Regions from separate parts of the Homo sapiens genome. Here all the other regions are linked to region 3. A link is a contact called in ENCODE Hi-C or POLR2A ChIA-PET data. All regions are on one chromosome and are shown on one strand. Each heading gives the region's core, a stretch centred on a gene start or an enhancer-like site at or near the end of the contact. The rest is flanking DNA. Distances are from core to core; before and after follow the strand shown. Region 1 holds the start of TSNAX-DT (TSNAX divergent transcript). Region 2 overlaps GPR137B (G protein-coupled receptor 137B). Region 3 overlaps KCNK1 (potassium two pore domain channel subfamily K member 1).

The links. A loop is a pair of places that touch in the nucleus more often than their neighbours do. ChIA-PET counts read pairs that join two places held with the same protein, here RNA polymerase II (POLR2A). Pooled maps may share reads with other maps.
Region 1: a map with no recorded cell type shows a loop between it and region 3 (8-fold over the local background). The contact joins the promoter of TSNAX-DT here to the enhancer-like site in region 3. A Hi-C loop is called at or near these places in 1 of 37 single-sample maps with no recorded cell type and 1 of 50 pooled maps. POLR2A ChIA-PET finds 5 or more read pairs at or near these places in 1 of 52 experiments (GM12878).
Region 2: a loop to region 3 is called in a map with no recorded cell type, with 12 times the contacts of the local background. The contact joins two enhancer-like sites. A Hi-C loop is called at or near these places in 2 of 37 single-sample maps with no recorded cell type and 2 of 50 pooled maps.

The regions. Positions count from the first base shown.
Region 1 is chr1:231,526,625-231,530,303 of GRCh38, forward strand. TSNAX-DT (TSNAX divergent transcript) reads right to left here and starts at 1,932. Exons shown (of 3, transcript NR_173106.1): 1 at 1,796-1,932; 2 at 714-791. TSNAX (translin associated factor X) reads left to right here and starts at 2,045. Exons shown (of 6, transcript NM_005999.3): 1 at 2,045-2,202; 2 at 2,631-2,735. The coding sequence starts at 2,187. It overlaps TSNAX-DISC1 (TSNAX-DISC1 readthrough (NMD candidate)), which reads left to right and starts at 2,029. Exons shown (of 16, transcript NR_028393.1): 1 at 2,029-2,202; 2 at 2,631-2,735. RefSeq lists enhancers at 1,312-2,133, 1,602-2,801.
Region 2 is chr1:236,155,128-236,158,528 of GRCh38, forward strand. All of the region lies in intron 1 of GPR137B (G protein-coupled receptor 137B), which reads left to right. Among named protein-coding and RNA genes, the nearest start is that of GPR137B, 14 kb to the left of the region's middle. RefSeq lists enhancers at 1,395-1,454, 1,655-1,764. Within about 2 kb of position 1,477, at least 5 of the 41 ENCODE cell types and tissues checked have a DNase peak (open chromatin) inside an H3K27ac peak, as active enhancers do.
Region 3 is chr1:233,672,111-233,675,657 of GRCh38, forward strand. KCNK1 (potassium two pore domain channel subfamily K member 1) reads left to right here. Exons shown (of 3, transcript NM_002245.4): 3 at 1-404. Among named protein-coding and RNA genes, the nearest start is that of MIR4427, 50 kb to the left of the region's middle. Within about 2 kb of position 1,746, at least 4 of the 41 ENCODE cell types and tissues checked have a DNase peak (open chromatin) inside an H3K27ac peak, as active enhancers do; they include GM12878, where a contact is called at or near this core.

The sequences.
Region 1 (3,679 bases), core at 682-3,181, 2.1 Mb before region 3:
ATCTGAAGCAATAAAACAAGGAGACCAGGTAGGGATGCAGGTTGTTACAGAAGTTGAAATCTATTTCCTGACAAAGGAGTAGCTACAAGTTGGAACACCTGGGGAGGCCTGGGGTAAATGCATATGCAAATAAGTGCTGGGAAAGTGCTCCTGGGATTCACCTCCCTTAAATACTTTCAGAAGTCATTACAGGTTATGAAACTTAGTGTTCTAATCATTACATTTATGGGAAAGAGTGGAAAGCAGTTCAGGTAACATAGCTGTAGTTGAACAGGCTAGGGGAGTGGTGGCTGGAGAAAGAAAAGAAATATAGTTGATCCAGGTTTTGGAAAGTTGAGATCTTGGGATGTGCTACTCCAGGAGAGTTAGGAAAAATACCCTTTTCCTCGACTATGGTACAGTACAGTAAGTATTGACTCTGAAAATGTTCGTAAGTACTGGCTTCCTTGGATCTAGAGGGAGTCACATTAAAATGGCTACATTTGTATCAGAGCTGTCTTTTATTCTTTTTGGCATGGTCAAGTCATTTCTAATCAGAGTAGGGGGAATACTGGTAGATCAGACGTCACTCAAACTCATGAGAATTATCTGTTTAACATCCACAAAGCAAGTAGCCCAACAAGCAAGGTCCCCAGGAGCCTACTTTATCCTCAAGGAATCTGCTTAGTCAATTGACGTATTCACAGGGCTGGAGAGGTATGAGTGGTGGTTACCTTCGTGCCAGAGCAGAACATGCCTTGTAGTTACTGCCATATTCTAGCCAAGTTACTCCATTTACTGTTCCTTTGTTCCTAAATTAACAAGGAGAAAAGACTGTGTGTTCAACACATGACCACAATAGAGAGGTTATTTAGAGAAAGCTTAAAATGTACTTGTGTTTTCTGTACTAGGCCTAGGGCACCCCAGTTATGAAGCCTTGGCCTGAGTTTCTCTCTAGACGGTGCTGAATTGCCATCTAGTTACCTATTCTGACACCAGGAACATGATTCTTCAACAAACATTGACGGAAGCTTACATGGGACCGGATCACAGCGCTGAGAAGCACTGGGGCTAAGGGGCGGCACAAAGTCTAGATATGGTGGCAGCACCTGCTCATAATGAAATGCCCACAGTTTAGTGGAACACAGCTGCTATTACTCACCTGTCTATCATTTTGTTTGGGAGAGCCCTGGTGGGAGAGGAGTATGGTATTTAATATTTAATTGAGCAGTTATATGTGAAAGAGCGTTTTCACGAGACTTAACTCCTTTCATCCTCAAATAACCCTACAAGGCGGGTACTATTCTATCCCTATGTTACAGATAAGGAAACTGAGGCAGAGAAGTTGCGTGCTTCATCAAGGTCACACAACCACTCCGTGGAGGCAAGTTGAACACAGGCTGTCCGGCTTCTGAGAGCCAGTGGAGAGGAGGGAGACGGTGGGAGACGGGCAGGGGGAAAAGGTGGAAGTAGACCCGAAGGGCAGGCTTGATCTTCATAAGAGAAAACAGTACTAACACCATCCACTGATTGACTCGCATATTTCCATCACTTAAAGCTCCTGGCGTCACTGCCAGGAATGGAAAGTTAAAAAACTCCCAGCTCTGTAAGGTTCTGCCTGGATCCTGAAAAAAACCTTCCCACATGCCCCGAGGAAACTCGAGGGCTCGCTTCTTTCTCACATCCCTGGCCCGGGGCACCGGAGGTCCCGCTCCGGCGGAGGAACTACAACCCCCACAGCACCGCGCGCGAAGCTGGGCCCCCCTGAGGGAAGGGTAAGGTGTCCCGAAGGTGCCTTCAGAAAAAAATTACGTACGTTTTTCGTCGCTTTCCCACGATCACACAGATCTCAGGTCCAGGAGGACGCATCGTCTTTTTAGTAACAGTGCATGCTGTGAGGCTTGTAGAGTCGCCTCTCTCTTCAGGCGCAGCAGAGGGCGGCCGCAATAGTACGCTCGCGCGGCGGTGGCGGGTGGTGGTCCTTGGACCACGCGGTGGGCGGAGCCAGCGGCGACGGCCTCCCCTCCCCTCCGGACGCAGGCCGGAAGTACGTGAGAGGAGACTTCCGGCCACTGCGTTGTAGTCGGCCCGGCTGCAAAGCGTTTTTCTGCAGGCTGTTTTCCCAGGTTCCCTCGGCCTGTACCTCGCGCACTCCTCTTGCTCCAGGTCCTTCAGTCTCCGCTCGTCTCACCGTAGGCTGTGACGACATGAGCAACAAAGAAGGTGGCGTCCTTAACAACACGGGGCGTTATTTATCCGGAGGGGGAGGTTCTCCAGTCTTTCTATGCAGTTTTCCCCTTTTCACCCTTGAAGGATGCCTTCGTCCCTTGTAGACTCGGGGGCGGCCCCTCTGTTTCTCTCCCCGGCCAGATCGGCCCTGTTTACACCTCCTTTTTTCTTAAATTTTTGAGGTGTGATTTTATCCTAGTTCAGTAATTGCTGTAATGCCAGATCATAGCACCAGTTGGTGGAAACTTGGATGATTTGCTTGGAAAGGCCTGGGCAGCGTCTCTGTCAGTCTGCGGAGAAAGCCTCTAAGGCGAGGGCCCTGTGGGTATCTGGTTTTAAAGCAAGGAGTAGGTTTGTCTATGTTGTGTTTTGCAAACTCTTGGTGATGGAAGATCCCTCTCTTTTTTTCTTCTCTATATAAGGATCAGGAGGGTTCAGGAAAAGGAAGCATGACAATTTCCCACATAACCAAAGAAGAGAAGGGAAGGATGTTAATTCATCTTCACCCGTGATGTTGGCCTTTAAATGTAAGTTCTCTGCAATGTAAGTTGAAGAAGGGGAGAGAACAAAATTATTTAGCCATGGTTATGCGCAAGAAAACAGTCCCTAAGAATTTAATGTGAAACTTTAGCTGGAGGTTTTGTGATGGCGCTAGATGTACCCTAAAAGTCTGGATTACAAAGGCCTTCACTTTTATGTCCCATTAAGAGAAATATTAGTAATCAGGTAAACATGACTTAAACACAAGAAACAGTAAACATTAATTAATATTTGACATGTCACATACTCAAGAATTGTGTACCTGATAATATTTACTCATCTGTTATATGCTAAAATATATTTTCATTTAGTGTGTATTTGTTTCCTCTACTAGACTTGAAGACAGGGACGGTATCTTTGTTTTAACTGTAACACTTAGCACAGAGTGGGAGCTTGTATCTATTAGTGAATCTCGCATATCTATATACACATATTTTCACAGTCCCCTTTTCTCAGCATATTAACTTGGACAAGTTATTCCTCAATTCAAAACAAACACAAAACAAAATCCTCTTCCTTTTGTCCCTGTCTATCCACTATCCTGTACCTTACGTTTCTGTGATTAAGGAATCTGGGAAGGGCTTAGCTGGTTGATTCCTATTTGCAATCACCTGAAGCCTTGATTGGGGCTGAAGGATCTACAGCTGTTGATAGTTTAGGCCTTTTGCCTGCAACCAGCTCTCTGTTCCTGTCCACATGAACTTCTTGTGCTGCTTGGATGTCCTTTGGTGTGGCATCTGGCCTCCTTCAGAGAGAGAGAGTGCAAGAGAGCAAGGAGGAAACCACAATCTCTATGTCCTAATCTCAGACATCAGACACTGTCATTTTTGTCACATTGTGTTTGTTAGAAGGGAGGCAGTTTTAAAAACTGTCTCACATTGAAGAGGAAGGAAGTTATGTCCCACCCTTTGGAGGGAGGAGTCTCAGGTTA
Region 2 (3,401 bases), core at 227-2,726, 2.5 Mb after region 3:
GAGACGGACTCCACCCAGGCAGTGGGCAGGCGGGCAGGTCCGTGCGCTTCTGTGGCTGAAGCGGCCGGGCCGCAGCTATTCCTGCGGGGCTTCCAGGGCGGAGGACACGGGCTGACACGGGCTGTCCCTGGGAAGGAACTTCAAGTCATGGAGCTGTCAAAGTAGAAGCAGCTTAATGAATATTTGTCCTAATGCTTTCACCTCGCAGATAGACACTGAGGCCTAGAAAGGTCGATGGAGCTAACCAGGAACCAACAAAGTAGGTTCCTGAGGGTTGACCAGCCTCACCCCTGAATCCAGGTGCTCAGGGGACAAGAGACAATTCAGAAAAGCAGGGAGACTGAAGGACGGCGTTTGGTGTGGCTTTAGGTTGACTTGGAGAGCCGCAAAGGGTGTGGGTGGGAGGTGTGCTCTCTAGAGTCCCGTCTCCTCGCGGGCTGCCTGCTGGGCTGACTTATCAATGTGGGGGCTCAGGGCCACCCTGAGTTCTGCCTTCTGGGTGGCCAGCCTGTGTTGGCGCCGTTGGATGGAGTGAAGCTCAGTTTATGAGGCTCAGGGAGGCTCTCGTGAGCCGATGGAGGGGTGGAGGAGGGGAGAGGTGCTTGCTGCCCGGAGAGCTGAGCTGCTGGGAACAGGAAGGAGAAGAGGAGCTGTTGGGAAGGGGGACAGTGAGTGGAGATGCCCTTTATCTATAAAGGTAAAGACTGTTATCCCATTATCACTTATGAAATGAGGAATGCCTTGTGAGGACCAAGGTAGGGACATCCTGGGTGGGAGCTGAGCTCCTGCCTTGTGGGGTGCACATGCACAAACATGCACACACATACACAAACGCACACACATGCACACACACGCGCGCGCGCAAACACACATGCATACACCTGAGGAAGGATCATAGGCGCCAGGTGAGCCAAACAGGACCATGCAGCGGAGCTCTCAGGAGGGCTGGAGAAGGCTGCAAACACATCCAGGGAGCTCCGAGGTCTATGGAAATCCAGAGAAGCAATTATGGTTGGCTTCTGATCACGTGGGAAGAAGCTCACTGAAGTCTGGGGGGCCCACATTCCAAGGGCCAGCACGAGGCCAGGAGCAGGCAGGACCAGCTTCTTGGGCCACATGCTTGCCAAAGTCAAAGGTGGGAGGTGATGCGGTGAACACCTGACCATGTATTCCAGTGACCCCTCTCACACCTGGCCAGCCTGGGACACAGACCAGGCACACCTTGGCTTCAGGCCACCGCCTCCCAGAACTTTATGGCATGGACAGCGTGCTTGCTTGCCTTTTCTGGCCAGTTACCTTCACTGCCACGGACACAGGACTATGAGTGGGGCTGTGGTGGTGGTTATCCAGGTCCTGAGTCCCTGGACCTATAGCCCACAGCTGACGTTTGGAAGAAAAGAACATCCTAACGCAGGCATAGAGGCCCCGCCCTTGCTCGCACTGTCTTGGAGACTGAGCCTCAAATGCAGATCCCCTCCCCGCCGCAGAGCCGCCTTGTGTGTCTTCCGGGAACCCTGCAGAAAGGAGAACTCCGGTGTCTGGATTTCGGGGACCGACTGTCTTGTCACCCTGCTCTGCTGAGTGAGGATGCTCAGCATGTGGGAACAGACTGAAGCAGCTGACTAATGACTGTTGCCTGGGGAGACCAGGGCCCTGGGGTTTGCATAATTTCCCCAATATATCAGGAAGTGGGTAGCGCAGAGGGACCAGGAGAGCAAATATCGAATGCGTCAGTGGTTCTTAACCTTTTTCAGTATGAAAGTTCCTTTTATGGTTAGGATAGCATCTGTGGTCACAGTTTAGTAGCTGTGCGTTTAGAATCATGGTTTGCGAACATAGATGAGGACTAATAATACCAACAGCAGGGGTTGCAGCCACCCACGTGGTACTTACTAGGCGGCAGGCATTTGTCCAGGTGCTCTACATGTCTATTAATTCACCAAATGCTTAGGAAAACCTGGTGGCTGGTGTTATTAGTCTCATTTTACAGGTGAGGTACTTGAGGCACAGAGCAGGCAGGTGACTTTTCCAAGGCCACACAGCTGATAATTGGTAGAGCCAGGATTCAACCCCAGGTAAGCCAGCTCCAGATTCCACACTTTTTTTTTTTTTTTTGAGACGGAGTCCCGCTCAGTCGCCCAGGCTGGAGTGCAGTGGCGCGATCTCTGCTCACTGCAAGCTCCGCCTCCTGGTTCACGCCATTCTCCTGCCTCAGTCTCCCCAGTGGCTGGGACTACAGGCGCCCGCCACCACGCCCGGCTAATTTTTTGTATTTTTAGTAGAGACAGGGTTTCACCGTGTTAGCCAGGATGGTCTTGATCTCCTGACCTCATGATCCGCCTCCCCCACCTCCCAAAGTGCTGGGATTACAGGCGTGAGCCACTGTGCCCGGCCCGATTCCACACACTTAGCCATCCTTCTGTGTCCCTCTGTCAGAGAGGGCTACCGGTTGTGGCCTGTTATATAGGAGTAGCGTCGTCTGTCAGTATATGTGGGGGACTGGTTCCAGGACCCCCAAGTATGCTCAGAGCCCCACATACTCACATCCCTGTAGAACCTGCATGTACAAAGAGTTGGTCCTCCTTATATTCAGGTTTTACGTCCTGAGAACATCGTAGTTTTGATTCCCATTCAGTTGAAAAAAATCCATGTATAGATGCGCCCATGCAGTTCAAACCCATGCTGCCCAGGGGCCAACTGCACTGTGCCTTAGTGAAGATGCATGAGCTAGAACTGTGTGTATCAACATAGATACCTTCCAAACACATAGTCATGAGGGAATAAACAAACTGCAGAAGGTTATGGAAGGTATTAATGCATTCATATAAAGTGCAAAACCATACTGGACGGTACTCTGTATCTTTCACGAATCCAGATTTACCTAGTGAAAGCCTGCCTAGCCATAAAAACACCAAATTCAGGATAGTGATTACTTTCCTGGGAGCAAATGGCACCAGGAGGGGGCAGGCTGGGAGCTCCAGCTGTGTCATTTTTATTTATTAAACCACAGCTGGGGCTGGGCATGGTGGCTTATGCCTGTAATCCCAACACTTTGAGAGGCTGAGGTGGGTGGATCACCTGAGGTCAGGAGTTCAAGACCAACCTGGCCAAAATGGTGAAACCCCTGTCTCTACTAAAAATACAAAGATTTGCCGGGTGTGGTTGCACGTGCCTATAATCCCAGCTACTCGGGAGGCTGAGGCACGAGAATCGCTTGAACCCGGGAGACAAGGTTGCAGTGAGCCGAGATGGCACCACTGCGCTCCAGCCTAGGCAACAAAAGTGAAACTCTGTCTCAGAAACAAACAAACAAAACATAGCTGGAGCAAACGTGGCAAAGTATTAAGGATGGAGTGCTGGGTGCATGAGTATTTGCTGTTATTTCTTTGTATATACATAAA
Region 3 (3,547 bases), core at 496-2,995:
AGATCCTAGTGTAGTTCTGAAACTAAGACTATAGATATTTTGTTTCTTTTGATTTCTCTTTATACTAAAGAATCCAGAGTTGCTACAATAAAATAAGGGGAATAATAAACTTGAGAGTGAATAACCATAGTATTCTGCTGCAATAAATGTTTCTACCCTCTTGCGATAGAATGGTGTCAGATGTCTAACATGTTTATAAACATTTTTTTGAATTGAACAGGTTATGAAAAGGATTTATTAAAAGGTTAAGATACTTTGTTTTGAAAGTACATTGTGATTTGCAGCCACCTAGCACTAAAGCATAGAACTTAAACACGAATCCCTAAATGAACAGATTATGTTACATTAATCTGAGAATTTTAAATTTAGAAGCTAAAATAAATAAAAATCACAGCTGGTTGTAATCTTATGCTTTCATATATCAGAAGTGTGCCTCTATGTAGAATATATATACATATGTGTGTGTATATACATATATATATGTATGTATATATATACATATGTATATATATATATATGTGTGTATATATATATATATATATACGTATATATATATATATAGTCCTTCATAGAAAACATAAAGGTCACATTTAGATGACGTACACAGGATACTATTATATTAAGGATTTTAGAAAAGAAAATGAGAAAGCCCCTGTGTGATAATGAATGTCCACTGACCCCCGCAATGGAGCCTTACCTCCCATGGGTGGCTGCCCAGGAGTTGGTGGTTGAGGGGCTGGTAAAAATCAGTGCAAAATCAGCGCCCTCTGATGAGCCAGCCAAGCACTTTGATCGCGGGCCAGTCTCCTGACAGTGGGTCACTCGCTCAGTAACCTTCTACCTTCTGTACCATGTGCTGCCATGAGTAAATTATTACCAACTGCAGGGCAAAGGGAAAGCATCCCCTTACCCTTCGGAAGATTTGCTGAAAAATCAACTCACAAAAAGGCAGATTAATGAGAAAAGGCATACACATTTATTAACTACCATGCACACAGAAAGAATTACAGAGTGATTGTCCAATATCTCAATAGGGGTTCACATGCTTAAATATCTTACTGATTAGAGGACAGGGAGATGGAAAAATATAGGTGATTTTAGAGGGATAGTATATGATTTTTAGAGGAATCCAAGTGTGCTGCCCCGTAAGCATATTTCCTCCCTGCTGACCATGTCCCTGCAATAGAAGACTGCTGTCATGAGGCCAGATCATTGGTTAAGGGTAGAATAGAGAATCCTTGGAGAATAGAGGCATGCATCCTGCCATAACTGGATCTGCAACATTTCCGATGGTCACAAGCCTTGGTGTGGAGCAGAGTCCTGAGATGCTCATCAATATAAATCACAGAAGCTGGATTACACTTGGAGAGTGTTATTCTATTTTATGCAATGCAGGAAAAAATAATGGCTAGTTTGCTACAGCTGCTTGGCTCTAACATGAGAGGGAAGTTCAAAGTCCAGAAAATGAGGAAGTACGTGAAGAAAAACTTCTGAATCAGATGTGATTAATAAGTAATAGAGTGTAGTACTTAATTTTAGGAACTCGTTTGAATCCGCAGAGAACACATTAAACCTTAATGCCCTTCAGATTGTTGTTAATGTGAAGGGCAAAGTAGAAAAGTAGGAGCAAGTTTTGCCTCGGCCCCCACCCTAGCAGGCAGGAAAGTAAGGGAGGATGTCTTCCCCAGGGTTTCTTTTTGTCTTTGGCCGATGATGCTGCCCTTTGGTCCCCAGGGAGAAGCGAGCTTGGTCACCCAGGAGGAGCTCTGGGTCAGCCTCTCAGAGAACAGAAATTCGGCTTGCTGCAGGCATGACAAGGAGGTGGAAGATGAACAGTGTAGCTAAGCCAGAACTGACCTTGGGAACCCTTTAGTTGGAGGCGAGAGAGTGGGAAGTTGGAGGTAAAAGTGACTACTAGAGAATTCTGGGTGATGAGTACAAGCTGAACTCACTTGCTTAGCTTGAGCCTTCAAGATTGAGTTCCTAAGATGCCTGCGGAATGCCCTCAGGGTAGAACAGCAGCAGAAAGCCTTATCATTCCAGGACATGGTCCTGTGCGTGAACTTAAATGTGACACGTGTCTGGTAGGGATGTTGATTTCAAAGTAGCAGATACACTCCACGTGAGGAGAGAACACAGAGTATCTCAGAGTGGGAGTTCCTAAGCTCTCAGAAATCCAAGGGAAGAGAGACCAAGGGGTGGGAGTAGTCTCTAAATGAATCATGTAAAAGATTCCCAGGACAGATAAAGTTTAGCCCAGATCACTCCATTTATGACACTGGTTTCTTTCTATAGTAGTCATGCCACCAAGATATTTTGAAAGTATTTGTTCAAAAGTTGAAGAAGACAAGTGGGAGAAAAAAGAAACATTTTCTGAAGACAGAAATTTGGTCTGACTTCAAAAAAAATCGAGTAATGTTTAGATTACTGACATGGGGTCACTTTTTTTTTTACCTGAGAAAAAAATCACACTCATACTTTCTCCAAACCAGCTTTATGGGCCTTTTGGAAAATGAATGAGGAGATATTTACAAATCTGGAGACCTCAAGATAACGGAAATAGGCAATGCAAAACCTTCTTAACTCTTTAAAGTACACTGACCTCTTACTAAAAACAGCTATTTGTTTCAAAGAAGAAAAGTTTTAAATTGGCAGAAGCACATGTTGGAGAATTAGAACAGTATTATCTGTCTCTTATTCAGAATTCAGTGAGAGCAGAGCCTCCTGATTGTCTGGCATAATACATTTATTTTGGTATTTGTTGTTGTTAAAGCCTCCATGCTGGGAAGAGCTGTGATAAATACTGATATCCTCAATTTAGGAAGGCAGTCCCTTTAGGATGTAGTTTCAGCAATGTATATATGGCAAATTTAGAAACAAAAGTTTCTTAGCAACTTATAGTTGAAATTGAAATGAGACAGTATACCATTTACTTTATTTGACTATGCCAAGTAACTTTTTAAATCTGTCTCTGTAGCATGTTTGAGATTTTCCTATTGTGACTTTTTTTTTTATTTTGCAAGGGTCTTACATTGTGGAAATTTGGTGCATCAAAGCCTTTTGTGTGAGGCAAGATGTAAAATTGCTGAAGTCAATTTTCCTAACATCTCTCTTATCTAATATGTACTGTCAGGCAAACTCAGCTTTTTGGAGTGCAGTAAAGGACCCAGAAGTAAATAAAAATGCTTTTTAAAGTATTTTTCATGCCCTGGTAGGAAAGCACATTTAAAAAGAAGTAAGCCCTCTCTTTGCTTCACTCATGGCATACACATACTTACTTTGCACACAGTTCTAACAAAATTATTACTCTGTTTTTCCAACCCACAGAAAATAAAGGAGAGAGTTGTATTAAAAGGCAAATTTAAGACAAATTAATTCAACAGAGTTTATTTGAAATTAAAGGATTCATGAACTGGACAGCATTCAAAGCCTGAAGAGGTTCAGAGAATTTCACTGTAGCAGCAAGAGGTGTGGGGTTTTATAGGCGGAACATGCAAGCAAAGCAAAGCAATTGCTTGATTGGCTACAGCTACGTATTTGTCTTAAT